Linked DNA regions of Mus musculus: all the other regions are linked to region 1. The links are chromatin loops, found by intact Hi-C in ENCODE. Cell type or tissue: left cerebral cortex. All regions are shown on one strand.

Region 1 (8,000 bases):
CACTTTAGTCTTCGTTCTTGAGTTTCATGTGTTTTACAAATTGTATCTTGTACCTTGTATTGTTGTCTAAATAATACTTTTGTTAATTACTTAAGATTATCATACAATGTATGTTTTTCACCATAGTCAACTTTTTCCATAACCATTATATCCACTCTTATCGCCCAACCCACCCAACTTTGATTTTTCTTTATTTATTCCCTATCCAGTACAGTTTATATTGCCTACCAACTCTTAGAAATGAGGCCTGATTTGGATAGCAGTTGATCTACAAGAGTCCACTCCAATAAGTAAAGTTGACAATATCTACCACATATTTGCGCGTGTGTGTCCATGTCATTTATTTTATGAATTACTTGTTACTTCCCAAGAGAAGAGTAATCACAGATATATTGAAGAAAGATATGCAAGAATTGTTCCAAGAAACAATTGAGGAATCTCAAGCATAGAATAGGTAGTCTTCATAGCTCAAAAATATATAAGGGGGAGAGGCACTAATGACAATATGACTTCTCTGTCCAGGCTGTAGTATAATATGTGATTTCATAGGGGCACCACTGAGCCACAATCTCTGTAAGCCTCTAGAAAGCCAGGAGACAATGACTTTAATCCCCTTAAGAAATTGTAGCTGATAAGACTTTAGTAGTAGTAGTAGTAGTATTTACTATTATTATTACTTTATTATTATTATTATTATTATTATTATTATTATTATTATTTTAAAGCTAGAAAGAAAGAAATTTCCCAGATGATTTTATTTGCCCTCTATATCCCTTTTATTATCTCCTTGTGTTTCTCCATGTTGAGAGCACTCCTGGTTCTCAAGAAGTGTTTCACAATCTAATTCTATGGGTCTTCGTATATCCCCTGTGATTATCCTGTCTCAGTAAGCTTTCAAACTTGTCAGTGTTTTTAGTTTTGGAAATTGTAAGGGAAATGAACAGCTAAAGACTAAAAATTAATAACACTTAAAAAGTCATAACTTGGAATTTCATCTATGAGGATACTGACAGGAATCCTACCTGGAATCCAAGTGGAGATTATGATCTAAGAATGTCATGGACTTCTCATGCAGCCTTGTATATATTTATTGGCTCCCTGCTGGAAAATAGCACCAGGCTTAGGTAACAGCAGAGACCATACTTATTTTTCTCCCTTGGCCAGATGGTAGATCATCCTGGGAAAAGGTGTGTTGTCTGTCACAACAACTGAGTCTGCTCTTCCATGAAAAATGATTCTACAAGCTCAGGACACTCTGTAGAGATCTCATGCTGTCACTCAGCAACTCAAATAATTAAAATTTTGTATTTACCCTGATTAGCACTATTGGGAATGTCAATTAAGAGCCATCGACTAGAGTCAAAGAAAAATGAGGAACTGATGGTAAAAAGGGAGCCATTTCTAATTGTTTTCTGACATAGTTAAATCTATCTTAAGAAAGTGTTGATGCTCAGAGAAATAAATAGCTCTTGAATATGCCCCAAAAGACAATAAAATGTGGCTGTCTGAGTTAAGAACACACATGCAGTTAAGTTGATAAAAAAATTTTCTTCTCAAGGATCAACAAAATTTACAAAACGAATATAATATATATGTATATATATATATATATATATATATATATATATATATATATATATATATATATGTAGAGAGAGAGAGTGAGAAAGAAGAGAGAGAAGAGAGAGAGAGAGAGAGAGAGAGAGAGAGAGAGAGAGAGAGAGAGAGAGAGAGATCATAGTTTTGAAAGCTTACTGAGACCGGAGAATCACAGGGGATAAATACAAGAAGTCTTACAAAACTAGATTGTGAAACATTTCTTGAGAACTAGAAGTGCTTTCAACATGAAGACACACAAGGAGATAAAGAAAGGGATTTAGAAGACAGATAAAATATGTAATATATTACATATAATATAAAATATTGTGTATACTTACATTTAATATGTATATAATCTTTATCTTTGTATGTAAGTATCTTCAATTTTGATGAGATTTCTAAGAGTAAAAACCAATGCCTTCCACCTGTGGAATTAACAGACCTGAGTTACACTTGTGATTTGTCTTTGTTTACATAACCCCTAGCAAATAGCTTCCATTCTGTGTCACCTGTGAATCGAGGGGTGATATTTAATAATCTTAGACTTGGGTCTAGAATGATGGTTGAATGGTTTAGTGGGCTTTCTTACTCTTGCAAAGACCAGAGTTCAATTTCCTGCACCTGTTCATGTTGTTGGGTGGCTCCTGACTATCTGTAATTCCAGCTCTTGGAAAGCTGATACCCTCTTTTAGCTTTCACAAGCACCTTCTCACATGTGGATTTACACACACTGACATATAATTTAAAACTAAAACATTAAATCAACCACTAAGCACTAATGCTGAGACTGAACTGGATAAGCCTGGAGCACAATCTATAAGTTAATACAATAACAAATGAAACTAGTACTCTCAAAAGTAGAAAAATAATTACTCTTTTTCTTATATGTATCTTCTGCTTTTGTGGATTTTCTTAAAATTATAGATGATGTTTCTGAGAAAATTATCTAAAGTTGTCTAATGACTTACTGGTTATAACAAGCAGTGGGTATCCAGCTGGTGGGGCACAAGGTCGTCCAGAAGAAAATGGTGAAAGAGGAAGACTGGATTGTCTGTGTGGACTCAGAAAAGTCACAGAAGTGATGACTAGGGAAGTGTCTGGATCAAGGGACACCCCCAATAGAGGCAAAGGTTTCCAGCCTGGGCTGGAGTCCATCTCCCTCTTGGCCTCACTCTGTTAAGGCACCATGGTTGCAGGGCATGGAATGACAGGGAAAGAGACAAACATGTAGCTCTCCCAGGAGCTGGCCATAAAGGGATGTGTGGGCTCCTCAGCTTCCCTTGAGCAGAGTGGTGAGCGCCAGGGCTGCAGCTGTACTTGTAATATCTTTTAATATATGTGGTGTGTTGCCATTTAGCTGCTGTCAAGCTGTAGATTCCAGAGTAGAAGCCATTTTTACTGAAAAGGGCAATGGAATAAACTGTAACTTCATGTTCCAGGCATCCTTACCAGTGAGGTACCACATATTTTTATCGACCATTTTGTTGAAGAGTTCATAATTTTTAGCTGAGAAATAGATCAAGCATGCTTTGTGTTAGACTATCACTTCCCTAAACAATTAATGGAGAATGAAATAGGTCTTTATGAAAACCTGTAATAAAAAATGGACAGTGAACTTACAATACAATGTTTCAGGAAACTCTTGAAATATATTATGGCCACCACCATCATAATTTACCAATATCTGTATCTGTCTCTGTCTCTCTATCACTCCTTTCTTCAAACTCCATTATAGCATCAAGATAGTCTCAAAAAAAAAAAAAAAGCTCTGTTAGTCCTAAGACTTTTAATTATGCTATGCTGACAACTATGAAAGACAATACCTGGCCTAGAGACCCATTAAGACCCCTCCTACACTTTTGCAACAGAAAGTAGAGTAATGAGAGAAGCTGCCAAAAGTAGCCTCACACTTGCCAGTATAGAGAAGTGATTTTCTGAGTGGTTAGATGGTGTCGTGAACTGAGTGTACCCATGTGTATGTTGAAGCTCTCAGTCCCTACAGGATTATGTTGGAGGTAGGACATTGAAGGGATCAGAGGTTATTGGAAGTCACAAGTTTTGATCCTAATCCAATGGACTGATGCCTTTATGAAAAGAGTGCTCTCTTTCTGTCTGCCACCAGAGAAACAGCAAAATGGCAGCCATTTGCAAGTCACAGAAAGAGTCCTTAGCAGTAACCAATGGGCTAGCCACAACTTTGTACATCTGAACTGTGACAAACTGAGAAAATAGAGCTGTGCTGTTCAATGGATATAGAACATGGTGTTTTGCTTGTTTTTCATCAGACCAAGCATAGTAGGGTAAGTGGTAACTTAGTTCATTTTATATTATTAAACCAAATGCAAGTCCCATGATGTACTCTATAAACTAAAGAGGTTTGTTTAACACAATTTTTTATTTGGTTGTTTTTGGCTTTTGGAGACAAAGTCTCTTTTAGCCCCCTCTAGCTTTAAACTCTCTATATGAAGCTGAACTCTAGATTCTCTTGACTCTGCCTTCAAAATGTTGCCTTCAAAATGTTGTAATTGTAAAATGGTGTGCCACCATGCCTGGCCACTCAAAGTTTTGGAGACCAAAAGATAGAAAACAGACTATGTTGATGATCATCTGTGTGCAGTATTCTGGCAGATGGTACCATATAGCCGGAGCTAAAAGGAGAGATCACTTGGAGAAGTAGATAATGAAGATGATGTAGCTGTCTCATTTCCTTATTTTAGTGCAACTCCATCCTTACAGGGAGGGATGGGATTGGGATCCAATCACTCTCTAGAGATTCAAGACATTTTATAGACCAGCAGTAGTCAATATATACCAGTGGTCAGTCAGAAGCCAACCACCTATCCCTGGGCCAATATCCTTTGAGTAGGAACAATACCTTCAGAACACATACCTGGGTTGGCCTCATCATAATAAGTGGTGAATGAGAGTTGGACAACAGGGTTTAGTTCAGTGTCAGAGTATTAGCTGTGACAATATGACCCTTGGATGGTTGTGTCAAACTACGATGTACAATGTCAAACTACTGACACATTTTTATGAAATGCAAGTGACTAAGGACAGATTGTCATTGTTTTCCTGGCTGCTCGCTCACTTCTTCCAACGTCACACTTCCTCTACTTTCAAAGCTAACTCTGACATTTAGGGCTATGACTTCCACCTACTGACCTTGAGCTTGGTTGTGTCTCAGAACTGAGTGGACTCTCCTTCCATGAATAACTCGTTCTCCCTCACAAGCCTTTCATGGCTCTTGCTACACCAGTTTCCAGGCCCCCTTTCTTTATATGGATGCCTGACAACCTCAGTTCTGTTCCGGAAAATGTTTTTGGAAAACGCTCTCAGAACTTGGTGGCCAGGCTGTACATATTGTTAGTCATGTTCCCTTAGCAGCCACCCACAGAAATGCTATGTTTCTACAGAGAGCTGTGTCTGTGCTATGTTTGAAGCTGCCCCTCATGGCTCTACAAAGAACAGCTGGTGTCACCCGAGATGCCAAGTTTCAACCCAAGCCAGCATTGTGCCTAGTGTGGCATTTTTACATCCTAAAAAAATATAACAAAATGATCAAGCCATGAAAGCTAAAATATCCACCACCATGTGTTTACATAGAAGCAAGGTGATTAAAACATATTGAAAAGATGCAAAATTACATCGGTGACTGAATTGTCTACACCATGAAAATCTCTCAAAATGGGGGGGGGGGTGCCCTCACCTCTGTGAGGTTTCTCTTTCTAAATTTGACATGTTTCCCTCATTGGTCATTGTGTCCATTCTTTAACTCACAATTTAGCAAAAGTTACAGGAATTCAAAAAAATTCTGGGTATTTGAACTTTGTCTTTAAAAGTTAGCAAACATCTTAGGAGATTGATAAAGTTTTATTGGTAGACATCTCTTGATTCTAGCTACAGCACTGAACTTTTCCCAGTTGTGGGCATCTACTTGATATAAGAGAACAACTGATCTCACACACACATACACACACACACACACACACACACACACACACACACACACACACACACACACACAATGGAAACAGAATAAAAGGATATAGCCAGAGACCATATCTTCTCAGTGGACAAATAGAAGGAATGATTTGTCCTATGGCCTCTCCTATCCAAAATCAAAGTGAAGGGGACAGGGTAACTATCAAGGGTAGACCATATCAGTTGCATCAACACCCAGACACTGGATTATTTAGAAATAATATATATAGCAACAGAGGCTTTTTATGAATTTTGGAAGGTATATTGTGGGCCTAAGTACCAGAAGTTTTCCACGGAGACCTCTATCCAGGCCGGGTAGCAAGGCCCCAGTGAGGGAAGTGAGTGCAGGCAGGGAGACAGACAAGCCTCTGCTAAGCCTTTGGAGAGAAGATGTCTTCCCAAGTGTTACAGCTCTTGGAACAAAAGGGTCAGACAAAGGAATAGTTCTCACCTTCCTTTAATCCCCTGCATGGCTCTCCTATATACAGTCCTGGCAGTGATTTAGAGTTTGACAGCAAGCCCCTCTCATTGGATTGGGCTAAGAGTTTGAGGGAAACCTTATTTGCTTGTGAGAGGGCTTGGTGCTGTTCCTAAGTGGCCGATAGCCACATCTCTCCTGTGGGGGTTGTGGGGGCAGGAACACCGACAGGAGCCAGGGTCCAGGAGACATGAGAGAACTCCTTCCGTCCCATGTAAGTGCATTATCACTACTGGGTCCTGGGGTTCAAAATCTAGCCTAGACTGGAAACCAGGCTGTCTGCACGTAGCCCATTGCCCCACAGTATGTAGTGAATATGTCTTCAAATGTTGCTTATTCTGCATCTCTGTATTTTCTCAACGTCTGCACTATGAGGATTAGGGTTTTTGCAAGCCCTACCCCATGTATATTATGTTTGATTCAGGTTTTTAGAATATCTCATTTTATTTCTTTGTATGTCAAGCCTAGTGATTTTCATCAATCTATTGTTGTGCATTGAACTGTACATTCTCCCGGGAAGTCCTAATCTCTACAAATTCAGTTGGCAATTACGTTTTAAAATAGGATCTTTAACACAGCAATGAAGCTAAAATAAATTAGTTGCTCTGTATAATGCTACTTATATGTATTTGGGCAGACAGACCATTAGGTATTAAAAGCCAGTTGGGGTGCTTTTCCCTGGGAAAAACTGTTTCTCCCACCTTCAGCAACCTTTAGCTGTCTGTAGTTCTTTGTGTAAAGTAGAGGACTGATGGTCCTCCATCCAGTCTAGCATTAAGTTACCTCCCCCAGCCTAGCATCTCTATTGCTATTGCCCTTGTTCAACTCATGTTTAAGCTTTATGTTGGTGAAGTTTTATAGGTGTAGCCTCTAAAATTACCAGTAGATACAATCTTATCATAAACTCTCTGATCCTCTGGCTGTTACAATCTGCCTACCCCAGCATTTGCAGCATTCCCTGAGCCTTAGGGGTAGGAGTGGAGGTGTAGGACTTGTTTGTATAGACATACACATAACAGCACAATGAAACAAAATTAGATCATGAATTTGAAAGAAAGAATGCACGGTAGATGGAGGTCTTGGTGAGGTGAAAGGGAAGAGGGAATTATGAATTGTATTATAATCTCAAAAAAAAAGCAAGAAAAAAAGGGACGAAAATGAGTCAATAATGTCTATACCACAGTCTGAGTTGCAGCCCTCTAACAGGAGAGATATCAGTGTGCAGAGAAAAGACCAGGGGAAGGGAGTTATCTGAAGAACAAGTAAAGAGGCTCAGTTGAAGCCAAACTTGTCAATACTTTGACTGTGCAAGTCAAGCCTCTATAACTTTGAGAAGATAAGTTGCTACGACTTAGTGCTCAGTCTGGGGCATTTTCTGCTGTATTTTGCCATGGTGGCCCTAGACAATACTATATCTGTGCTCTCCAGCTCAGTAACTCTATCTCTCACTACACCTATCAATTATTAAAGCTTTCAGTTAAATTTTTTAGCTTATTTTAGGCTTCTGGTTCCAGAAATTAAATCTGGAGTAAATGTATCCATATTTACTTACATGAAAGGAGTACTTTCCACCATTTCATATTCTATGTCTGACCATTGTAGCACCAATGAGATACTGCAATGAGCCTAGCATCTTCATTTTCTCCATGTTATTAGTGTTCTGTTTTACCCATTGTTTATTATCATAATCTAACCAAAATATCACACGTAGAGAATTGTGATAGGAAGGTTCTCTCCCACCAAGGAGAATATTTTTGTAAAATGTAATTCATAATAAGCACATAGCCATGATCTCATTGAAAGTTACTAATAAATGTTTTCTTCAAACTTGTAAGGGCAGAAATCTCTAATAAAAGTCTAACTCCATCAGTATTGGTCACAAACCTGGCTTTGTTTCCCTAACAACAGAACACTGAAAATTCTACCTAGAAACTTATTT
Region 2 (8,000 bases), 190 kb before region 1:
ACTACAGAAGGGCAGTAGATATCTTGTCTAAGTTTGATAATTGTGTTATTTAAAAGGAAAAGAGCACCAGCCATGAAAGTAGGCATCAAATTTTAATTACGGATGGGTTTTACTTGAAGTATAGTTGTATAGCCTGATGCTCTGTGCTTAAGACCAATGTAGAAATGCCAGGGGACAGCAGCATGTCAGACATGGTGGAGCAAATTATGATAGAGAAGCTTGCAAAAGGCCAGGGAGTCTGCAGCAGGGTGAGCAACACACACAGACTTGTTTATTATGGGACAATTATCTAGAGAATTTAATCAGCATTGCTGAGCAGTGTTGGCCATATATCTAAACTTCTTCTACTCACTGCTCAAACTGGCTACTAATAGTTTTCATCTGTTTTTCTCTCTTACAGACCTGAGAAAGAAATGTGAAAGCATACACACACAGACACACAGATACAGAGACACAGAGACAGACACACAGAAACGCACACACACATATCACACTATACCACACACATCACACACACACCACACAAACCACACACACACACATACACACACACACACACACACACACACACACACACACACACACCACACCACACCAAACACACAGACACAATACAGGGACAAACACAAAGACACATACCACTTATACATACCACACCACACATGGACATAATATACACTCACACAAAGACATATAGCACACACACACACCACCATACAAACACATACACAGCATACACTCATCACAAACATACATAACACATTATACATACCAAACACCCAGACAAACCACAAAAACACACAAACACATAGACAGATACACACTCACATACCTCATACCATACATACACACATATACATATATCACACACACACACACACACACACACACACACATACACGATTGCAATTGGAATTTACCTCTTTCCGGTCTACCTCTGTAATTTTATTCTATGTTAAGAAGGCTAAGAGACCAATTACAAACAGATGTTGTACAAGTGGTTAAATGGGCCACGAGTTGGCACTATTCTAGAGTCATCCGTTTATCCTAAAGAATCTCATCTCTCTGATACATTCAGCCTAGAATCATATTTCTGCTCTCGTCACCCTACTTCTACATGAGCTTTGGAATCTATCCACAGCTGCTGGTCATCCATATGCACTTTTTGTTTTCTATCTATTGAAATTCAACTTATTTTCATCTGATCTGCTTTCTTCCCCCTCCCCCACAAAGGAATTTAGGAATTTCAGTTGTTTTTGTTTTTGTTGTTGTTGTTTGTTTTGTTTTTTGACATTAAAAACAAGCCCAGATATCCCAAACCAAAGATAAGTTGGATTGATCTTCGACCCTTTTCTCTTTATCTTGAATATTTACTCTGTTATGAAAATCTTCCAGTTCAGCTAAGTATGATTTGCTTTCCATCCCATTCTTTACATTTTCATTATCCCTGTGAATATACAACCCATCCTCCTGTATTCTAGATGACAAAAACAAGACCGAAGTATGGAATAAAGTTTGAGGGGAGGGATTAAATGAAAATCATACATTATTAAAGTCATTGAAGTGGGGATGGAGACCAGAATGAAGTCTAAAATCAACTGTGCACAGGACAGGAGAGTCTCTTAATAGCAGGAGTACTGAGTAGAGGGCTTGCTCAGGAGCCATATAGAAAGGGAAAACACATTTTCTAACATTTCCATGAGCTGACATGGTTTTACACTTTGGTATAAGACACTCATAAATATTAGCTTCCTGCTTTCCTACAGATACTCAGAGAAGCAAGCTCTCTCTCAATCTCTCTCTCTCTCTCTCTCTCTCTCTCTCTCTCTCTCTTGTTTACATTTCAAAGATATGGCTCCTTGGTCCTTCAGGAAGACAGTTCTGTTATGTAAACTGCCAAGAGACTTTGAAAATGATTCATTGCTCAAAAGATCAGAGACTGAATCACAAATTGGAAAAAAAAATGTAAAGACATTACTCTAGGAAATTAGAGTTCTTGGACTATCTAACGTCAGTTTTTAAAAAACCTATGGTAAAGTTACTTGCTTTGAGAATCAAACTAAGACTTTCTTAGTCAATTGCACACATGGGGCTTCCTCCCTTCTTCTCTATTCTTATTTCAGATTATAGGGAACTAAAGACTATGCTCTTGTGCAATTTTTGCTACATTAGTACCACAATTTCCTTATATGATAGACTATAAACCAGCAGTTCTCAAACTGTGTGTCATGACTCTTTTGCCTAAGACCATCAGAAAACAACAGATATTTATATTACAATTAATAACAGTAGCAAATTACATTTATGAAGTAGCAACAATGAAAATAATTTTATGGTTGGGACTCACCACATCATAAAGAACCAACCATATTAAAAGGTCACAGGCATTAGGAATATTGAGAACCACTGCTTTAAATAGGCTCTGTATAAATATACACATATAGTTTCCATGACATTTTTTCATTTAGTGTGACAATACAGCCTCCAAGAGCATCTAACTAAAACCCTAACACCAGGTTTGAGATTTCTCTTTTGAATTTTTGGCCAGGTTGGCTCAAGAGACTTCTAAAATATTACAGACTACCTATTACCTCTGGTTGTCTTCCAGAGATAGTAGGTAAGTCCTGATTGCTGTAGACACCAAGCACTTCAAAAACAGGGCTCAGAGACCCCTGAGCTGGACAAGAGCCGAATGATTCCTCCCTTCACAGTACCAGAAAGCACCATGCAAGCTTTCCAAAGGAGGAAGGGCATTCCTATCTAGCTATGATGCTTATGCACCACATCAATGACCAGCATGGGAGGACAGACACTGAGTTGTCTCAATCTTAGAACAAGAATTTTCACCCATGACTTGCATTTCACCATCAATGAACCATGAAAACTTCACGAGAAATTTTCCCTGAAGCATAGATATGCAAGACATTAAAGCATGTTTACAAAGTACTTTTGATTATGATGGGTGGTCTTACCAAGTGGGTTCCACGCTTTTGTGCTAAGGATTTTATAGTTAAAATGCCTTGTTAATTGGGTTACAGGTATGGTGCTAAATATAAAAATGTTAATAGGGTTTTAGCACATACTCCTTCAGGAATTTATCTCATGAACAACAATGGTGGCCTTGTGGAGGAAATCAACATAAGTCAGAAAATATTTAGAAATATTTAGAACATTCAGCTTTCTCTATGAACCAACCCTTGTACAATCTAAAGTCAACCCACATTCTAGGCTGTCATTGTCTGCCTCTAAGCAGAGGACTCTACACAAGTAGACCCAGAACAGAAAAATGCCTTGTGTGCTTGCCATTCTGTTATACATACATTAACAATTCAAAATACGAAGTGGGAGAGTGCTGGTGACTTCATGATATAGGTGCTAATTTGTAGAAAAGACTCTTTTACATTTGAATTACACTCAGTCAAATCAATTAGATCCACATGTATGAGCCTTTAATCTTAAGATATATCTCTATTTCAACTTGAACAAGACTGTCAGTTTGGCCATTTTTATTACATTTTATTTGTGCATCCACTCAAAGCTGTCAATATCTAGTGGAAAGGATATGATGAAGTGAGTTCTTTACTGTTAACATCAATCCCAAGGAGTATAAAGCACACCTGTAATGCATCTTGCTATAGTAATTTGACCTAAAAAAAAAATGAGATAGCCAGAGCACAGAGGTTGGTAGGGAAGCCAGCCCTACTTAGAGAAAGTGTCATGAGGGGGTAGTGAAAACCTAGGAAAGAGAGACTTTTTGTTCCAGAAGAAGCTGACTCACTAGTACTGCACTCCAAATGGAACAGATCTTGGTGTCCCACTTTCAAAGTGAGCCGAGAGGCAGCTGCCTGCCAGTGAGCATCTGGGAATCGGCAGCCACACCAGGAAGCGACAGTAGAAAAGGTTTACAGTAAGCTTCAGAATCACACATGACCCTCGAGAGGGCAGTAGCTCTTTCGTTATAAAAGAGAGAGTTCTAAGAACACAAAGAAAATAGTGTTGAGCACTTGGTAAATATTAAGGGAAACACTGTTGTGTATGATGACACTGTATGTATGATGTATTTCCAGTAGTCAACTGACCAATTCCCTACCTTACAGGCACATGTGTTGTGGCAGTCTTCCTGGAGAGATGCAACACACACACACACACACACACACACACACACACACACACTCACACCTACCTAATCACCCCAGAGAGAGTCTATGGCAGACAAAATAATGGTGCACCAATGTTGAAATTTGTCAACTGGCAAGTTTTCCATTGGCTTATCAAAAGGTGTATGAGTGATGGAGTATTTACAAGGAATAGGAATAACTTAAAAGTGGCTACATCATTGAAAAGCCCACCCAAACATAGGTGATGATGCCTGCAAACCTAGGGCTCTCTCTGCATTTCCATGCAATGCTATAGTCTGAACAAACCTCCTCTCACACTTTGGCTGCTCAAAGTTTCCACCCCCAGCACTGTTCACAACATTTTATGCTGTTGGGAAGGGACCTCAAGAATCTTCCAAGGCAATGTTTTCCAGGACATGGTGATCTTCCTTCACTTGCTGGTACCGCTTCAAGTTTGTAAGCCTCCTCTTTCATCCAGGAACAGATGTTTCAATTCAGTGCCTGACAATGCTCCATTTGTACATTGTAAAATCATTTCTCCACTCTTCGAATCATCTACCTACTCTCTTTCTTCCTTTCCTCCCTCATCTCCTCCTCCTTTTCTCTTTTGCCCTATTCTCTTATATTACAGAAATGAAGCTATTACCAAGACAACTAGCTGTACCAATCTATAATAAGCATGAAAGGTCAACATGTATCCAGGCAGGTATAGGAATACTCAGCACCTTCCTTGCTACAAGCATTGAGAATGTGATAATATGTCAACTGACATCTTGAAGAAGAACCATCCTGGTTGCCTTCTCATCTTTTTGTGTGAGAAATATTACAACTTCCTGGGTATCTGTTTCTAGTGTTTCCTGATATCTTTTTATATCTTGAACAACAACAACAACACCCCCCCCCAAAAAAAAACCAAAACCAAAACAAACAAACAAACCTCAAATGGCCTTTTAATGTCACCACTCTTGAATAGACCTGGGGATCCTGTGATTTTTTTTTTTTTTTTTTTTTTTTTTTTTTTTTTTAGCAGTCTGCTCTACCAAGCTCTGCTCTCAAGTATTATGCTACTGAAATGGCTTCTCAAACCAGTGTTCTTTTATCTGCAGCACAGGCTAGTTAATGCAGTAAATGTGAAGTTTAGGGTTTAATGTCATTATTTTTCTTAAAATATAGAATTGGACAAAATTACACCATGTGGCTATATGTCAAAAAGAAACCCGAGAACAGTCTCACCCTATACTTAGGAAGACAGCTAATTCTATTCCCTAATAAGCTGCTAAATAACAAGACCACTTCAGTGAGCATATTTCAAAGAAGGACTTCAACAGTGCTCCATGTATAGCATTCATGTATTTGAGTAGTCCTTGAGAATTTGATGGCTAGAGCTCTACTACACTTAATGACTCATTTGTGATATTAGAAGAACAAATGGTGCTGTCTCTTTACTTTAATAAAGACGGAAAGAAAAAGGAGGGAGAAAGAGAAGAGAAAAATGAAAAAAATTCATGCAGCATTTCAAATGTCAAATTTTAGTTCAATTACTGCCCATGGGAGGCATGAGAGTGATATCCCTAAGAAACTTGGTGACTAGTCCTTAGAAGCCACAAGTATGTTATTTTCTGGGGCAAAGAAGGATTAAGGTTTAAAATGGAATTAATTAGATGGCCTTAGTATACAAAGATTACACTGGATTATCTAGGATGCAGTATTATTAATAGTATAAGAGGGAGGCCGAAGAGAAGGTCAGATATCAGAGGTTAAGAGTCAGAGGGATGTTATATGACCTCAACACACAAGAACTGCTAGATTTTCAGATGGAGTTGGTAGCTATGGGGCTTGATGTATAGCAGCCTATAGAAATTAGAAGGACCCAGTTCCTTTAGTACAATCTCCATGAAAGGATGTGTCCTGTTGACACTTATGCTCATTCCAAGATGCAGCAGGCTTCTGAACTGTGAGGTAACAAAGATAAGTGTTGTTTTAAACCTAACTGCTTTGAAAAGCAGTACAATTTATTATTTTTTAAATGAATTTGAGTATCTGAAACCATGGCGGCTGTTCTATGAAATTTAAATAACTAGTTCAATAAATTGGCTATTTGTTGTATATTTAAAATGAAAGGAATAAAAGGAAATTGTTATAGTGTGGATGTGAAATGTCCCACATAGAAAAATATATTTGAACAGTTGGTACTCAGCTGGTGGAGCCCTTCTGGAAGGCTGGGCAACCTTTAGAAGATAACTAGCTTTAGAGCTGGGTGAGGGCAGGCCTTGAGATGTAAGTATCTATACAATCCTTATCCACTCTCTGTTTCCTGGCTGTTAATTCAACAAAATGGCTGAGCATTTCATATTCCTTCCCCTATGCCTTCCTCAATAAGATATATAATATATCTTTGTTATAGTAGCACTGGACACCTAAAACTATGTCTTACTTATCAACTATCTACCTCAGACTTGGGTGGGGAACTAACATTCCAAGCTTCTCAAAAGAATTAAAAAAAAAAAAAAAAAAGAAAATACTTCCAAGGGATAAAAACAACCAACAGAACCAAGTATGATAGAATTGTTGGAACTGTTGAAAATTAAATAGTAATTATCATTTGAATGGCTGTGGCAGACCAAGTGGACAGTGTGGAAACTCACATGAAAGCTGTATGATGAAAGCAAATGGAAATTCTAAGTCAGTGAAATATTGGCCTTTGTCAGTCACCAACTGAATTACCTCCACTAAGGGAAGGTTGAGGTTGGAGGCAAAGCAAGAAATAGACTAAGGTAGGAAGTAGATTTGAAGACGTCATCTTGAACCTTTTCTAAGTTAATAATGTCAGCAAATTATAGACCTAAGAAGTTTAGAGACTATCACCAGAGTAATATGATAGAGATGCTATCTCACTCCTTGGCTCATTATATTCAAATTGCTCAAAACAAGACAAAGAAAATCTTGAAAGTAGAGGGGACAAAAGATAGGTCACATGGAAATTAATAATGCTGTGATGAGAACAGCAAAATGGAGAGAGTTGATTCAGATGGAGATATATGACAAAGGACTAGATGCACTGGTCAGAGATAAACATGCTACAGCAGGCTGTGGAGGAGAAAGGAGCATGACAAGGAGAACCAAAAGCTGATATTTCCCATTGTTGGTTTGGAGTTAATAGTCTGAGAAGCCAGCACCCTGCACACCACCGGGGAGAGGTGTCTCTATCATGAGAAAAGTGCGCTGCTCAGTTTGGTGCAGTCTCCCAAGGTGGGAAGGCTATAATGAAACACCAAGTGGCAAAGATAAAGAGGCATGGTAGGTCTTCTGCATCCCCTCAGAGCCCTAGTTATTGAAAAGACTGGCAGCCCCTAGCCCCAATGTATATACACCTGAAGAGGATGTTATAAAAGACAACTCAGGAGGAGGGAGTAATTATACCCCAAATTTTATTTTGATTATTGATTTTTATATTATTTAATAATATACATTTTTAAAATTTTTAATAAAAATATTTGTATATAAGACCTGAAATGTTGAAACTGCTTGCAGGAGCCAAAACCAAAACCAAAAAGCCATCAATGTACTCATAGACAAGAACTTTTTGAAAAGGACTCTAATAGCACAAATAATTATGATAATAATGAACAAATTAGATTAAATTAAATTTAAAACCTCCAAGGCAAAGAAACAAACACCAGAATGAACAGAGCACTTACAGAATATTGAAAATATCTTTGTCCATATACAGCAGATATGTTTTTAATGTTTAAAATATATAAAACTGCAAAACTTAAATACAGAAAACAAAATTTTGCAACCCATGAATGGGTCTAATAAACTCAACAGAGTGTTTTCAAAAGAAAAAACACAAATGGCTAATAAATTTTTGGGAAATGTTCA
Region 3 (8,000 bases), 77 kb before region 1:
GCAATCTGCAAATTCATCTGGAATAACAAACAACCTAGAATAGCAAAAACTCTTCTCAAGGATAAAAGAACCTCTGGTGGAATCACCATGCCTGACCTAAGCTGTACTACAGAGCAATTGTGATTTAAAAACTGCATGGTACTGGTATAGCAACAGGCAAGTAGACCAGTAGAATAGAATTGAAGACCCAGAAATGAACCCACACACCTATGGTCACTTGATCTTTGACAAGGAAGCAAAAACCACCCAGTGGAAAAAAGACAGCATTTTCAACAAATGGTGCTGGCACAACTGGTGGTTATTATGTAGAAGAATGCAAATTGATCCATTCCAATCTCCTTGTACTAAGGTCAAATCTAAGTGGATTAAGGAACTCCACATAAAACTAGAGACACTGAAACTTATAGTGGAGAAAGTGGGGAAAAGTCTCGAAGATATAGGTACAGGGGTAAAATTCCTGAATAGCACAGCAATGGCTTGTGATGTAAGATAGAGAATTGACAAATGGTACCTCATAAAATTGCAAAGCTTCTGTACCTTTGTTCTTAATGGCAATCAAATGACAGAGAGTAGCTGGTTTGGGGAAATTAAAATCAACCAGGAAACAAGAGCTCTCCGCAGGACATATGAGAATCAGTACTCACTTGATGCATGAAGGGAAGTAGCTTCTTCCTGTAGCCAAGTTATTGTTGAAATATTTCTCCAAGGTGCAATACTGTCAATTATCTTTTAAAGTCATTTTGCCAACTGAGGATGATATTAGAGGAACTAGTGACTATCTTAATCTTCACAGAGTAGGTTTTATGAGATAGGGAAAGCTTTCATTCTCACTGCTAAATTCATACCTTGATGTGTTCTGGCGATTTCCTTAGAGCCCAAGTACTGGGTATGGGGATCAGTACAATTTAGGGTTTGGAGAAAACCTGGGAAGGGAGATGTCAGAGGGGGTGGTGGTTTACTTGAGGAATAGTCTCCATAGGCTCAGTCTTTTGAACATTTGTTCGCCCATAGTGATGCTGTCTTGGCAGGAATAGGAGATGCAGCCTTGTTGGAGGAAGTACATCACTGGGGTTGGGCTTTGAGAGTTCATAGACTTACCCTAAACCTGTGGATTCATGTTTCTTCTAAAGATGAGATCTGTTGATTCCCGCTCCTGCCACCATGCCTACTTCTTGGTGCAATACTTTCCTGCTGTGATAGACTCCTACAAGCCTGCCACCATAGCCAACAATAAACTCTTTCCTCTACATATTTACTTGGTCAAGGTGTTTTATCACAGCAGCAGCAAAGTAGCTAAAACAGAAGGCAGCATGTCATGGTTACCCAGAGAGAGCTTTACCACTCTATTGGTTAGGTTATTATTATTATTATTATTATTATTATTATTATTATTATTATTATGTATTTTCCTCAATTACATTTCCAATGCTATCCCAAAAGTCCCCCCCCTGTCCCCTACCCACCCATTCCCATTTTTTGACCCTGGCGTTCCCCTGTACTGGGGCATATAAAGTTTGCCTGTCCAATGGGCATCTTTTTCCAGTGATGGCCGACTAGGTCATCTTTTGATACATATGCAGCTGGAGTTTTTTCCCTTGCCACTCAGCCATGGGTGAATTATAAAACCAACACATTTACAGCAAAGTGGTTCCTTAACCTACTGCCATTGCTGTACACAGACAATGGAGGTTTGTGTGTCTTCTTCCTATATTTCAAGCTAGAATTTCACATATCTAGAAACTTTCTGCCTGCTGCAGATGTGTGTGTGTGTATAGATATAGATATCTCAACATATCGAGAAACTGAAACACACGACTAAATTTTTCTTTTTATGTATTTATATTTAGTACTTTTTATTAAATATTTTCCTCATTTACACTTTAAATGCTATTACCTTTCTCCGTTTCCCCTCTGAAAATCCCCATCTCCTCTTGCCTACCCCTGCTCACCAACCCACACACTCCAGCATCCTGGCCCTGGCATTCCCCTATACTGGGGCATAGAACCTTCACAGGACCAAGGGCCTCTCCTCCCATTGATGACCGACTAGGCCATCCTTGAGCCATGAGTCTGTCACACCTTGTATTTTCTTTGGTTGGTGGTTTAGTTCTTGGGAGCTCTGGGGTTACTTGTTGGTTCATATTGTTGTTCCTCCTGTGGGGCTGCAAACCCTTTCAGCTCCTTGAGTACTTTCTCTAGCTCTTTCATTGGGGACACTGTGCTCCATCCAATGGATGTCTGTGAGCATTCACTTCTCCTTGTGAGTATTAGTCAGGAACTGGCAGAGCTTCTCAGGAGACAGTTATATCAGGCTCCTGTCACCAAGCTCTTGTTGGCATCCACAATAGTGTCTGGGTTTGGTGGTTGTATATGGGATGGATCCCCAGATGCAGCAGTCTCTGGATGGTCATTCCTTCAGTCTCTGCTTCACACTTTGTGTCTGTTAACTCCTTCCATGGGTATTTTGTACCCAATTCTAAGAAGAATGGAAGTATCCACACTTTGGCCTTCCTTCTTCTTAAGTTTCATGCATTTTGGGAATTATGCTTTGTTTTCTTCTTGAGAAATACAATGCAAGTGATTTCTATCAATGTAATACACTTCAAGGGAATTGAGGGCCCAGAGATGTGAAAAAGATAATAAAGGAATCACTGACTTCATTTTCTCAATGGTTTTGTTCTAAGAGGCAACAACTATTTCTCACAGATGCTCACTCCATCTTGACATCTAGGTCTGAATGAAGATTGGGAAAACAGATTCCTATTTGAATGGCATGTAGGAGTCCAAGAGCTTTGATGAGAAAAGAAAAAATTATGGGGGAAAAGTTATTTTATCACTCTCTACCCTCCTTTGAATGACTCTGTCTGATCAATTCCCTGTCAATGTGTTGTGACTGTTTGGGCACACAGCACTGACTGTACAAACTGTTAAATAAGATCAACATTTTGAATGGCTCCAGGTTTATTACAGTTGGAATTAGGATCAGTGTGAACAATTTGTGACTTGCTATGAAAAGTATGGGAACAGTAGGTGCCCTGACCAGAGGCCAGCTCACCAAGTTGCTGATCTACTGAATTACATGTACATGAACAGATATCTATGCAAGCAGTGGGGTATTTTTTTCTACCACCTACTCATTGAATTTAAAGTGTCCTAGGTATGAAATATATAAACCAACTTATTTCTCTTCTATTCATTGACACTAAATATATATTATTTGGTCTTCAAATCATATAGATTAAAATTTTACTTACTTTTTATGAAATGTGGATACTTGTGTGTGTGTGCGTGCACGCAAAACACTTATCAGTTGAACAAAGATAGGGCCCTATGAAGGATGGTTTTGCTTACACACCCAGAAATTGACATTCAGATCTTATAATAAAATTCAGGACAGGAGAAATGGCTTTAAACTTTTGATGCCATAATATAAAAAACTGTTTCTATTAAAAGTATAAGTTCTTGTGCCCTGTGGGAAAGCTGTGCACTGTGGTCACAGAGGTAACTTTGGGTATAGAAGATCTTCTTTGGTAATGAGGAACCTACCTGAATTCTAAAGTGTCGAGAAATCCATCTTGCTTTCTTACTATGCTTCAGTCCAGTTGAGAGGCCTCAGCGAGTTCAGGCTGGTATCCTCTCCTCTGGCTCAGAGTCTAACTGGATGTTGATGAGTGACTATCTTCTAACAGGAACTGCTTTAAGAGTCTCATACGTATTAAGTGATTTAACACCCATCAAAACACTGACATAGCCATAATTATTAATTCGTATTTAACTCCGAGAAACTGAGGCTTAAACAGGCCAGAAACATACCAGAGTTGCCAGTGTTAGTGGCAAGAGAGTTAGGTTCAAACCCAGGCAGTCTGGCTGAAGATACTGGGATCAGATGCTGGGTTTTGCCTAAATAGGAGCAATGAATTAGACTTTTCTATTGTTTAACTAGCTTAATTTATTGTCATTGCATTGGGAGGGGGAGGGAAATAAGCTTCTTTTTTTTTAAAGAAAATGTTTGAGGAGAAGCTATTTTCTTTTTTCTCTTTTTATTTTTCTCCTTTTACCATTCCCATCATCATTGTCCTTCTATGTCCTAAGTATGATATTTAGGGGAAAAAATTAAAGGTGGTGTCTTTAAAATGATAATATTTTAGCATCTTGAATGCAGACTCTGGTTATATTTGCCATTCCAAATCCTTGTGAGAGGTTTAGTCCAACTCTCAGTGAAATAAATGATGGAAGCATGAACCACTGCCCGTTAGTGGACCAGGTAATTTTGAGTGCACAGGCATTGCAGGGTCCTGGTGACAGATGGGATCGCCTTGGGCAGCAGTTGCTAGGCATAGTCTTCTCTCTCCACACCTCCATCTGTCAGCACAAGTGTGTTACTATTTTGGGATTCAGTTTATCCATTTGCAGAGCAAATTTCAAGCTTGTTCTTAAGGTTAAAATAAAACCTGCAACTCCCTGGACTTCCTTTTTCAACATTGTGTTCTTTTTCTTCCCTACTAGATAGAAAAATAGGGGGATGGGAAAAGAATTATATACTTTAGAGATGTTAGGGTTTGCTCAGGATTTGTGATAAAATATTAAAATGTAATATTACCATGAAATAATTAAAAGGAAAATAGCAACAGCACACTATCTGCACATATGTATCCAAACAATCAGATATATGCAAGAAACATGCCAATTTCTAATGAAATATTGGGTAATAATCCTCAGGTATGAGAGTCCAAAATCAAAACAGAAAAACTGTCAGTTCTTACCACAATTAAAATGTTACTGTAAAGCCAAAATTTGAACTTAGAGAGAATATTTTAAAATTAGTTTTTTAACTAAAATATTTTTTTCACAATTGAATAGATAGCTTATTGGTTAGATTAACTATATTCTCAGTTAAGTAAAGTATAGACAAATAAATGAATAAGATCCTAATTTATTCATGCCTTGTTAATCTGTTAAGAGTGAGGTTTACTCTCAGAAAAAATAAGAAAGTTCAAAGGATTTAACATTATCTTTGCCACCTAAGGAACCAAGAAAGACTGCTTTACTTTTGCCTAAAATGTTCAAATTGTTCTTCCTTTTGAATTAACAAATACAATGAAGTTTTGTTGTAAATACAAAGAGTAATGCTTGGTGCAAAAATCATTTGCTGAGCAGGCACCAGAACAGAATTTAGATGCTTGACAGCCATACAGACACCAGGCAGGCCTGGTTGACCTGTGTTCGAATGTGTAGGCAGCAGAGTTCCCCCAGGGATGTTTGGTTAGCCAGACTAGCTGAATCAGAAAGTTCCAGGCTCAATGAGAAAGTATACTTCAATGAGAAAATCAAGAACAATCAAGACAACCAATGTCAAACTTTCGCCTCCCCATATGGCCATGTAGATGGTTCTGCCCACAGACATGAACCTGAGTACTATTAACATGCACACACACACACACACACACACACACACACACACACATGACTCACACATGGTAAATACAGCCAGTAAAGCTGACAGGTTAAGACCTAAGGATAAGTCACTGCTCTTTTTCAGGAGGTCGTGGCATTGGCACTTGCTATGCTAGTGACTTTCATCAATGGGGCTTTCTAGAAATAAGTGGTTCTCCAAAAGTACTTAATGCTTTTTTGGGTCTCTCTCACTGAAAGTCCCTCCCACAGTCTACGAATAGAGGTCTAATAACCCTCTCCATAAAATTCTTCCAGATTGCTTCATGATTCGTAAACTTGACCTTCTATTTCTAAATCTCACCAAGACCAATTTCAAATGGGGACTGTTGCTATTATAACATTGGACTGGTTGAGCAAGAACACACTGAGCTAGAGGTATAAGGTGAAAAGTGTGTGAAGGGGAGGGGAAAGGAAGCAGGACAGGATAGAGTGTGATGCTGATCTGACAAATACATCCTGATAGTGGTGGATATGGTGGATAGAAGTGGAACGGCTTGGGAAGTCTTTCTGTGTTAAAGCATTGGCTAGCTGTTCTCCCAAAGAGCTTATTGAACTAAAGCTGCGAAGGCCGCAGATGTGTGCATTTGACAGATTGTTTCTTGAAGAGAGATACCAAAGTTGTATCTCATGAGCCCTACACTTACAACCTTCTGATTTGTGTTTGCCATTATTATTTGTACCACCTGTGTCTGATGAATTCACCAGGTATGGTAGGTTAAAAACTTGACCCCCTCTGTACATGTCCATATCAGAGTTTCCTAAACTTGTGAATATGTATACAGAGATGTTGCAGACATGAGTTAAGAGTATTGTGAAAGTAGAATAAGTTACTTGCTTATCTGCAAAACAGTAAGAAAATGAATCATCCTTGAGTATTATAGAAGGAACACAACTTTGTTAAGTTCATAACTGTAAGGCCTCGGAAATGCAAGAAAATGAGACCACAATAAATGTATTTCCTGAGGCTCTAAATGCATTATGATTAGAGCATTAACAGAAACTGAGTATACACTACCTGTTTCCTTTACTCACCTGTGTGTAGGTAGAAAGGAAAATTTACATATTTTTCCAACAGGCTATTTTAAGCATCTATTACAGCACTAGGCAGTTTTAGAAACATGAGTTTCTAATAGCACATTAAAGAAAATTTCTGCCACTATGCAGTTTCCATCTTGCAGGGAGATTAACATGTGACCTTTCTCTAAACAGGTGCTATTGGAATAATTTGTCAAATCAAGAGCATGCCCACCCACAACTTAGACAAACCTTTTGCATGGAATGTATTCTTAATAAAAAACCTCCCTATGGAGTGATATTTATATAAGGGACTCTCCAAAATGGTGATCAAATATGTGGCATGCTTTAGTTTTCTGCATGAAGCATCCTCCATGAGATCTTATGATGGCTGTCTTCTGAATACGTATGGTATGAGTTTGATGTCTCCATCAAAATCTTAAATTGAGGCCTAATCTGCATTGTGGTGTCATTAGCAGGTAGGGCCTCTCTGTAGAGGATGATGTAAGGCTCATTGCCCAGTAAATGACAGCATATAAATGCACTAGTTTCTCAACCCCATCATTCTTCTTTAATCATTGAACTTATTCCGAGCCACCTTTGAATGTATGTAGTCCAGTATATTGGCCATTCTTCTTCTCTAATGTAATATCTTTGAGATCCAGCTTTTGATCCAGCTTTTTTTAATGCATCATTTGTTGTTGTATGTTCTGTAGCTTTCATGATCATTGCTTTATAGTATGTGTATATCAGAAACTTCTATTTGTAGCTTTAGTGACAGGTACATGGATAGGATCCAGTTTGAGGTTTTATGAATAAAGATAACATAATTCTTTCTGTAAAAAAAAAAATCAACCAACCAGACAACCCCCTCCCCCCCAGAGCTCACAGGGACTAAACCATCAACCTTAGAGTACACATGGAGGGACTCATGGCTGCAGCCACATATGTAGCAGAAGATTGCCTTGTCTGGCATCAATGGGAGAAGAGGACCTTGGTCCTGTGAAGGCTCAATGCCCCAATGTAGGGTAATGTCAGGGCAATGAGGTGGGAGTGGGCAGATGGGAAAAGGAGCCCCCTCATAGAAGCAGAGGGAGAGGGAGGGAAGGGGAGGTCAAGAGGGAAACTGGGAAAGGGGAATAATCTTTGAAATGTAAATACATAAAAATATCCAACTGAAAGAAGCTGAGGAGAAGGGTGATCCTGTAAGAGGGCCAGCAGCCTCAACTATTCTGAACCTTTGTGATCTCTCAAACTGGACCACCAAACAGACAGCATATACCAGTTGATATGAGGCCCTCATCACATACAGTAGAGGACTTCCAGGTCTGTGTTCATCAGATACACCTAACTCTCAAGAGACTGGAGGCCCCAGGGAATTTAGAGGTCAGGTTAAGTAAAGAGTGGGGACATCCATGTGGAGACAGGGATGTGGAGAGGAGGTGTAGGATGTGGAACAATTGGAGGGTGGATGGAAGACAGAATAAAATATGGAGTGAAATAAATAAATAAATAAATATCCCCTTAAAAAA
Region 4 (8,000 bases), 170 kb before region 1:
CTTTGTAAAGAGGACATAGAAATGAAGCTATGACCCTGCATTTCTGTCTTTCTATGAATTCGAAAACCTATAAACATTTACTAAAATATATTATTGGGCGGCTTTAGCTTAGTATGCAGTTTGGAGTTGTTTTGGTACTTTAAAAGTAGGGTCCCCCCCCCTTGGTCCTAACAATATGAGTGATGTGTTGCTAAATTAAACTTTAGGTTGAGTAAAATAAAAATGACAAGACAATGAAATCAATAACACACCACACAAATATATATGAATATCCCCACAAATATACAAGCATATAAATGCAACAAACACACATACAAACATATATGTTTGCACACACATGCACACACCCAAACACATATATTTCAAAATAAACTTTTGGGTTCTTCTTCAAAGGCCCATATAAAAAGTATGTGATTAAAATAGAATCCAGCATTCTATAAACAAAAAGAACAACTCTATATAGTATAAAAATGTAAATGAATATTGAGAAAGAGAATAACTCTTCAACTTCCAATTCTAGCTCAAATGTGGCATAGATAAAAAATGATTTTTGCTCTTCTCTTGCTCTTGCTCTCTCCGCCTTTCCCCCCTCTCTCCCCATTCCCCTCCCTGCTCTGTGCTCATGGCTGACCTCTACTCCTCTCTCTCTCTCTCTCTCTCTCTCTCTCTCTGCCTTTCTCTGTCTCTATTTAACCCCCTCCCCATGCCCTAAATAAACTCTATTGAAATGTTTTGTTTGTAACTTTTTTTTAAAAGGGCATTTCAAGGCTTGTGCTTTGAAGATCATCTTGCATCCCGGCTGCCCCTATATGTCTGAGAATGATGTTACCATTATGGCCAGGCCATCATTTCTTCTCTCCTATAAAAAACAACTGTGATTTCATAGCCAATACAAGAAAGAAAAAAAAAAAGGCTAGACTTGAAGCCAAAGGACTTTGAGGTGTCCTAGGTGTCATGTATGTGGACTTTTAAATCTGGTATTTACTTTATTTAATTTCCTTTTGCTTCAAAGGTATTGCTAGCAAGTAGAAGTAATATCTGCTATAATTAACTCCCAGGGATGCAATGATCAAATAATCTAATATATGAAATGACACTTAATAAATTCTAAATGTGATTCTGTACACAGTTGCTTATGTAGATGATATTGACTTTCGTCTGTAAAGGGTAGCTGTGGTGCAGGAATAACAGCTACAAGAATCACTTAAGAGAGAACCTCGATTCTTTTTTTTTTCCAAACACCTAATTATGTGATTTAGGGAAATAAACTTCATAAAACAAATAAGTGAATAAGTGTTTCCAAAACTTTTAGCTGTAAAAGTAGCCAAACCGAAGCAAAAGCCTTCATTTTCTTTTAAACATTTTATTTCTACCAGACTACTAGCCAGAAAAGAGCATGAAATTCTGGGTTTATAATACATCTGCTGCAAAGGATATTGATTTCTCTAGTGCCTGATTTTCTTCCTGGAGACATTTTCGGGCTTCTCTTTGCAGAGGTTTTTAAAAGTCTTTGCCCCAGTACAGGGGAACGCCAGGGCCAAAAAGGGGGAGTGGGTGGGAAGGGGAGTGGGGGTGGGTGGGTATGGGGGACTTTTGCTATAGCATTGGAAATGTAAATGAGCTAAATACCTAATAAAAAATGGAAAAGAAAAAAAAAGTCTTTAATCTGCTTCATACAACTTATATATTTGAAAATTAAAATCATCACAGTGAAAATAAGGTGAAACTTTTGCAAATACAAGGTTAATAGATTATAATATCTCGTAGAACTGTCAACATTTTCATTGTTAAAAAGCCATGTTTTAAAGTTACCAAATTATTAATCAAATTCTGGTCTGAGATGATACACCACAGAGTATTGCTGGATTAGTGTCCCAGTTATATTCTGTTTTACCTGAAATCACCAAGCAAGTAAAAAAATTCTAACAGCACAAAATATCCTATAATTAAACCATTTCCCCGAAATCTTGTTGTTTTTTCTGCTCATTACTGAATAGATGTCTAAATTATTTTATCTTACTTAAACGAAATGCTGTTATTTTAATCACTGACTTAACTTTATTAAATACTGAGAGTGTTTCTGATCTGCACAATATATGCTTGATCTATAATGATTTGTTATTACTTGATCATTTTGCCACTTTCTCAAAAACACTTGTGTAGAATATCCAACTGCCAGTTCTTCAAAACTCAAGCTTGCCTAAATAAGTCTAGTGATTAATACAAGGCATACAGGTATCAGTTCAAATTCTAATTCTGCTTTCACATATATGTGGAAAGTTAATTCCCATGGCCTCTCATGAGATCTGATGAGAGAGAAATTGGGATTCTTACCTGCACTAAAGCAAAGAAATGAACAAAGATGCTCCAAGAGATGAGACTATTATTCTGACTTAGGGGAGAGGCGATGTTTCTTGGTAAGTAAGTGGTAATAGTCAGAAGGTTTATTTCTGGAGATATGCTATCAAGATTCAGATGTGGGCCTTCAATTAGTTTGCTTGCTCTTTATAAAGCCACCTCTGTCGCCACCCCATAAAAGATCTCAGTAAGTTATCGGAATGCTTTATTTCTAATCCTTTAGGAAATGTTCCAGGATTAGATGGAAATTGAGTCAGGATTGAGCCACACTCCTGACGATCTGAAAAGATAGCTTTAAAGTAAACAATTCGTTATGAAAAACACCTTTTAAAAAGATTTTTTTAATTTTTAATTTTTATTTTTTGGAATTGGGGGACTACTTAGTTCACCATTTCAGTTTGTAGGAATGGGGGTAGAAACTGAAGATGGGACTTAGGGCCTCATGTATGCAAGGCTGGATGGAGCTTTATAAATGAGCTGTATCCTTAGCCCTGAACACTTCAATTCAAAGAAGCATTTCTCCAGACAGTAAACAGCAAACCTCTAGCTCAACTTTTAAAACGTTGTTGAACTTTTACCTACATCGACAACAATGGTTAATTTTAAGGCTTTTAAAATCTTCCCTCCCATAGCTCTATACTTGCTTTTCCAGACATGAGGCTGAAATAGAGAGACTCAGTGTTCATCTGTTCCCATTTGAGCCAGAGAGCTAGAGCCTCACTTAGGCTCCAGGCATTGTATAGAAACCTCAAAGTCCTTTGCTAGATTTACAGAGGTGGGTGATGGATGGGACGCTGGGGAGACTAGTTCTATCACACAACACGAACACTTGCAGATATAGATGGAAGGCTCTGATCCTTTGAAAGGCAATATGTAACCTGCTGTACCCCCAGCCTTATCCCAGCTCTCCCTCTATCTTGGCTACTGTCTGTGAGCCTTAGCCTGTGAGTATTGGGTCTTCCTATGTTCCTATGCAACCCAAGAATTCTAGCTCAACTTGTTTATTTCAGTGCTTGACAGTGTCAGCTGAAAACTACCTTAGTTTTTTGGGGTTGGTTGGGGTGGGGTGAGTTGGGGTGGGGAGATAAGAAGTAAGAGCCTAAAAGATTAGCCCTGAGCCTCGGTGGAGTTGAAAGGTGGGCCTGTGGGATCTCAGCATGGCAGCCCAGGCTGCAGCATTCAACAGTACTAGGAGCTCTAGGTGTGAACTGCGAATGCTCAGTTTCCTGCTGGGCAGAGAGCACAAAGGGCTCAAAGCTACCTGCTCAGTTGGGCACCTGAGAGATAGACTCGGTTCAACCCGGATATTTTTTAGGGAGAAGAACAAAAGTCATAGAGTACTGAATTCTCCAGCTGGGTCCGGAGTAGAGCAGAACAGGAGGAAAGAGAGAGGAAACACAAGACCAAACAACAAAACATTGTAACCACGTCTTTCAGGTGGCTGGACTTACCGGTCTGGGGAAGGGACTCAGACACTAGGTGGAACTAGCGCTTCAGAGATGCTAAAGGACCAAAGAGGTCTCCTCTGCCCAGGATTACAGGTGGGCTCAGGTTAGTGCCAGTGAGAGATCTAAGAGATCTCCCCCTCCCCAAGCCTACAAGACCTTGTAGCTCACTCCAAAGCCCCAAACACTAACCCAGGTTAAGGTCAACAGAACTGGAGGTAAATCAGCTTTGGTCTTGATCCCTCAGGTCTCTGTTCTCCACCTTGGAACGCATTCCAAGTCAAGGCGCAAAACTGCTCCAGGTAATATAACACTAAAAGCCCGATTCCCCAGATACCTCGCCTGGCAGAGGAGACCTCACCACCACTACCCGCCCCCAGCCCCCCCTCCCCCAGCCTTAGAGGCAGGCACCTGGCTCCAGCACACAGGCCCCACCCAGCCGGGCGCCCAGTGGGGTAGCTAACAGAATTGAAGCCCCCACCCCTCACCCCCACCTCTCAAGGGCCGATCCCAAGGATCAGTCGTGCAGGAACTTGACTTCTCCGTGGGAATCTCTAAGGAGAGCAAAGGGTGGAAAGCAACTTTGCCTATGATCTCTAGTGCCCAGCGGAGTTTGAGAGACATCACATTAGGCATATGGAGAAGCGAGTCTTACCTTTGCACAGAAAGCCGGGAGTTGACATCCATGGTTGACCGCAGGCAGAGAAAAGCTGACAGCGCAGGCGAAGGCTAAGAAGCCTGAGCGCCCTGCGCGAGGACAGAGACGTGCAGGCTGGAGCAGCAGTGACTGAGACCCGCAGCGGAGATTGATGCTCGCTCCTCCCTGGCCACCAAGCGCTGCAGAGATGTCCTGGTGGCGCCTCCTGTGGTCTGCTCAGATCTTGAAAACTGCTGGCTGGACTTGACCCTTCAGCCTAATTCCCGCCTCCCTCCCAGGTCTCGGGGGACTGACTGCCTTCTGTGCCTTTCGCTGTTGCTCCCTGCTCACTCCCCTCCCCTTAGTCCAGTCCCGCCCCTTGCTTTCTCTGGTGAACACCAAGTCTCAGCCCTGAAGTTGTTCATCCACTTGGCTGCATTTACAGGCTCACTTCTGGCAGTTCTGGCTTCCCGCTGCCCCTACTGGTGGCACACACATCCCCTTGAAGACCCTCTATTTGTCCTCTACAACAAAACAGGAGGTGCAGGCGTGGTCACTTGTGTCAATGTATCCAGCTCCTTTGCTTTCTTCTAAGCCTCTGTCCTGTTTTAACTCTCTCCTGTCTCCATGTAACTCATTTTCCTTAAATGGGACACCATCATCTCTCACCTGTTTGACCCTATGAGGAGATAAAAGTTTCAAAAACTCGCGACAGTGGCCATCCTTCTGAGGCAGCTTTCAGAACCGAAGGCAAGATTTACTGATGCTCTATTGTCTGCTCAGCATCTCTTTGAGCAGAAACAGACTTTTTTTTTAAAGAAAGAAATCAAGACACTGATGATAGCAACTCTCTGTTAAAAAGAGGGCATGGAACCTTGTGCCCTTTCTTTTTGAATTGAAAAGCAAACTAAAAATGAATACCCTGAGACTTCCAGGAATGGGAAGATGAGATAAATAAAATTTCCCCTTTTGCTTCTTGCAAGTCTAACTAGGACTCTCCATATTATGAATTGTATATAGAAAAATTCTGGCAGAAGCAAGGAGAACAACTAGGGGCCTGACCATGCAAAGAATGTAGTGGGGGTCTCTAGCCAAATGACAGAAACAGCCTAGACAGGCAGAAAATGCACAGATACCTGCTTCATGATGGCTGAATGTTAGAGGAGAAAATCCCACTCTAAACTGTAACACCAAAGGCTATGGGGGAAGTTCATATTCCAGTGTCCTGAGCTGGAAGGATGCAAGTCACTCGTAGGGTCAATTGTGCAAGAAAGACTAAGCATGGATCAGGACTTTCATCCCTTCCAGGAAGAAGCAATTGACATCTCCACAAATTGGCACCAATAGAGGGTTCTCCTAACCAGCCACAATACCACCCAGATAGATGTTATGAGAGCAAAGAAGGTGGGGAGATTTTGAGCTCTGTATAGCCCTTAGAGAACCTTGGTGGCAATTTAGAGGAGGCCTAAAGCTCAGAAGTAATGAGGTCATGTAGCAGCCTTGGTGCACATCTTTGGAGACATAGCCACAGAGCTATCAGTTAGACCAGAAAGGAACTACCTAGCAAGGCTGAGGTGTGGACCACTATCCCTTCAGAAGTAATCTGGGAGCCTAATAAGCTAATGTACTGGCAGTAATAGAGCAGCATTGTCCTGCCTGCTTTGACCTGCAAGAAGCTAGCTAAAGCAATTAAGTAAGACTCAGGCTTCAGACATATTATCCTAAGTCATCAGGTTTGTGAGGACATTATGTATCAGGCTAATAACTAATAAAAACACACAAAGCAATTAGTAGGAACCCTGAACTGACATGACAGAGATGTTAAAACAATCCTTCACATTTTTATAAACAGGTATTATAAAAGTAGAGTTGGTCTCTTGTATCAGCAATTTCCACATCTGTGAGGACATCTAATGTTTGGTAAAATGATTTGAAAAGGCAGGTCAGGTTTGCCTGAGTATCCTCAGATTTGGAACAATATCCTGGGGCAGAAAGCCAAACTCAGTATGCAAATTTAAAATAATTGAAATCACATAATGGGGAAAAAAAAAAGAAGAAGCAAAATCAAGAACAGAAGAAACACTGGCTGGCAAGCCATCCTACAGGCTTACATTTTTAGGCTTGCTCAGGCCCCTGTATGAGTGGCAGGCCAGCATGGGCTTCATCATGAGATGCAGAACAAGATCTCATTTCAAAGCAAAACAGCAAACCAGCAAAGACCAAGCAAACTCTCCCCTATACACTTCAAAATATAGGGACCAAAGAGGAGGGTATCTAAAGAAAACTTTAAAAAATACTTTAAGTTCAATGTGTATTTCATCTCCTAGAAACTATTAAGCAGGCCTGATTGGAAGTTACTTTGCACCAAATGAATATGTAAGAAAAGTACCAATTGGTGATGTAACCTTCTTTCTCAAGGATGCAGAGAGAAAAGCAGTGTAAAATAATGCCAAACCAAGAAGGCCATGGGTCTCGGAAGGAGCAGTTCGGGAAAGAAAGTATTTGACTTGCAATAGCAATAGTGCCAAACTGACATTGATACTGGGGACCCATGGAAAAAACAACATGCTGGAGAATGCTTTGAATCTCACTGGTAGCAAGAGACAAATAAATCCTTAAGTCATTGTCTGATCTCCAAACTCACTTGTACTCCTGAGCATGTGCACGTATGCACAAAGCCGCATACAATTAACCAAGATCAGAAAGCAATGAAGTTGATTATGGGATGGATCCCTGGGTATGGCAGCCTCTAGATGGTCCATCCTTTCGTCTCAGCGCCAAACTTTGTCTCTATAACTCCTTCCATGGGTGTTTTGTTCCCAATTCTAAGAAGGGGCAAAGTGTCCACACTTTGGTCTTCGTTCTTCTTGAGTTTCATGTGTTTTGCAATTTGTATCTTGAATCTTGGGTATTCTAAGTTTCTGGGCTAATATCCACTTATCAGTGAGTACATATCATGTGAGTTCTTTTGTGATTGGGTTACCTCACTCAGGATGATGTCGTCCAGGTCCATCCATTTGCTACACCAGCAAGATTTTGCTGAAAGGACCCTGATATAGCTGTCTCTTGTGAGGCTATGCCGGGGCCTGGCAAACACAGAAGTGGATGCTCACAGTCAGCTATTGGATGGAACACAGGGCCCCCAATGGAGGAACTAGAGAAAGTACCCAAGGAGCTAAAGGGGTCTTCAACCCTATAGGTAGAACAACAATATGAACTAACCAGTACCCCCCGGAGCTCGTGTCTCTAGCTGCATATGTATCAGAAGATGGCCTAGTTGGCCATCATTGGGAAGAGAGGCCCCTTGGTCTTGCAAACTTTATATGCCTCAGTACAGGGGAACACCAGGGCCAAGAAGTGGGAGTGGGTGGTTAAAGGAGTGGGTGGGGGCAGAGTCTGGGGGACTTTTGGGATAGCATTTGAAATGTAAATGAAGAAAATACCTAATTAAAAAATAAATTAAAAAAAGAAATCAAAGAAGTTTAATGATGGTGGTAGTGGTGGTGATGATGATGATGAGTGAAATAAAGAGTTGCATTTTTCGCAAGGTTCAATAAATT

Evidence for each region. Hi-C counts contacts between places; a loop is a spot of excess contacts. Peaks named below come from ENCODE experiments on the same cell type or tissue, not always from the same donor. Only the 100,000 strongest peaks of a DNase experiment are listed, where the experiment ranks them.
Region 2: it touches region 1 in a loop (2.9-fold over the local background); 2 of 42 quality-filtered maps call a loop at or near these places.
Region 3: a loop joins it to region 1, with 2.7 times the contacts of the local background. A loop is called at or near these places in 2 of 42 quality-filtered maps.
Region 4: it touches region 1 in a loop (3-fold over the local background); 2 of 42 quality-filtered maps call a loop at or near these places.

Annotation. Positions count from the first base shown.
Region 1 is chr1:83,578,230-83,586,229 of GRCm38, forward strand. No RefSeq gene overlaps it. Among named protein-coding and RNA genes, the nearest start is that of Sphkap, 170 kb to the left of the region's middle. In left cerebral cortex, a CTCF peak has its summit at 4,960; a DNase peak (open chromatin) is centred at 5,006; H3K27ac peaks cover 512 bases.
Region 2 is chr1:83,391,950-83,399,949 of GRCm38, forward strand. The region is part of intron 1 of Sphkap (SPHK1 interactor, AKAP domain containing); the gene reads right to left. Among named protein-coding and RNA genes, the nearest start is that of Sphkap, 12 kb to the right of the region's middle. In left cerebral cortex, no CTCF peak of the experiment used is centred here; DNase peaks (open chromatin) are centred at 3,352, 3,814 and 4,524; H3K27ac peaks cover 514 bases.
Region 3 is chr1:83,501,248-83,509,247 of GRCm38, forward strand. No RefSeq gene overlaps it. Among named protein-coding and RNA genes, the nearest start is that of Sphkap, 97 kb to the left of the region's middle. In left cerebral cortex, no CTCF peak of the experiment used is centred here; a DNase peak (open chromatin) is centred at 4,352.
Region 4 is chr1:83,403,522-83,411,521 of GRCm38, forward strand. Sphkap (SPHK1 interactor, AKAP domain containing) reads right to left here and starts at 4,679. Exons shown (of 12, transcript NM_001356547.1): 1 at 4,459-4,679. The coding sequence starts at 4,486. In left cerebral cortex, CTCF peaks have their summits at 3,813 (motif pointing right), 4,668 and 4,904; DNase peaks (open chromatin) are centred at 3,130, 3,617, 3,776 and 4,644; H3K4me3 peaks cover 3,318 bases; H3K27ac peaks cover 3,052 bases.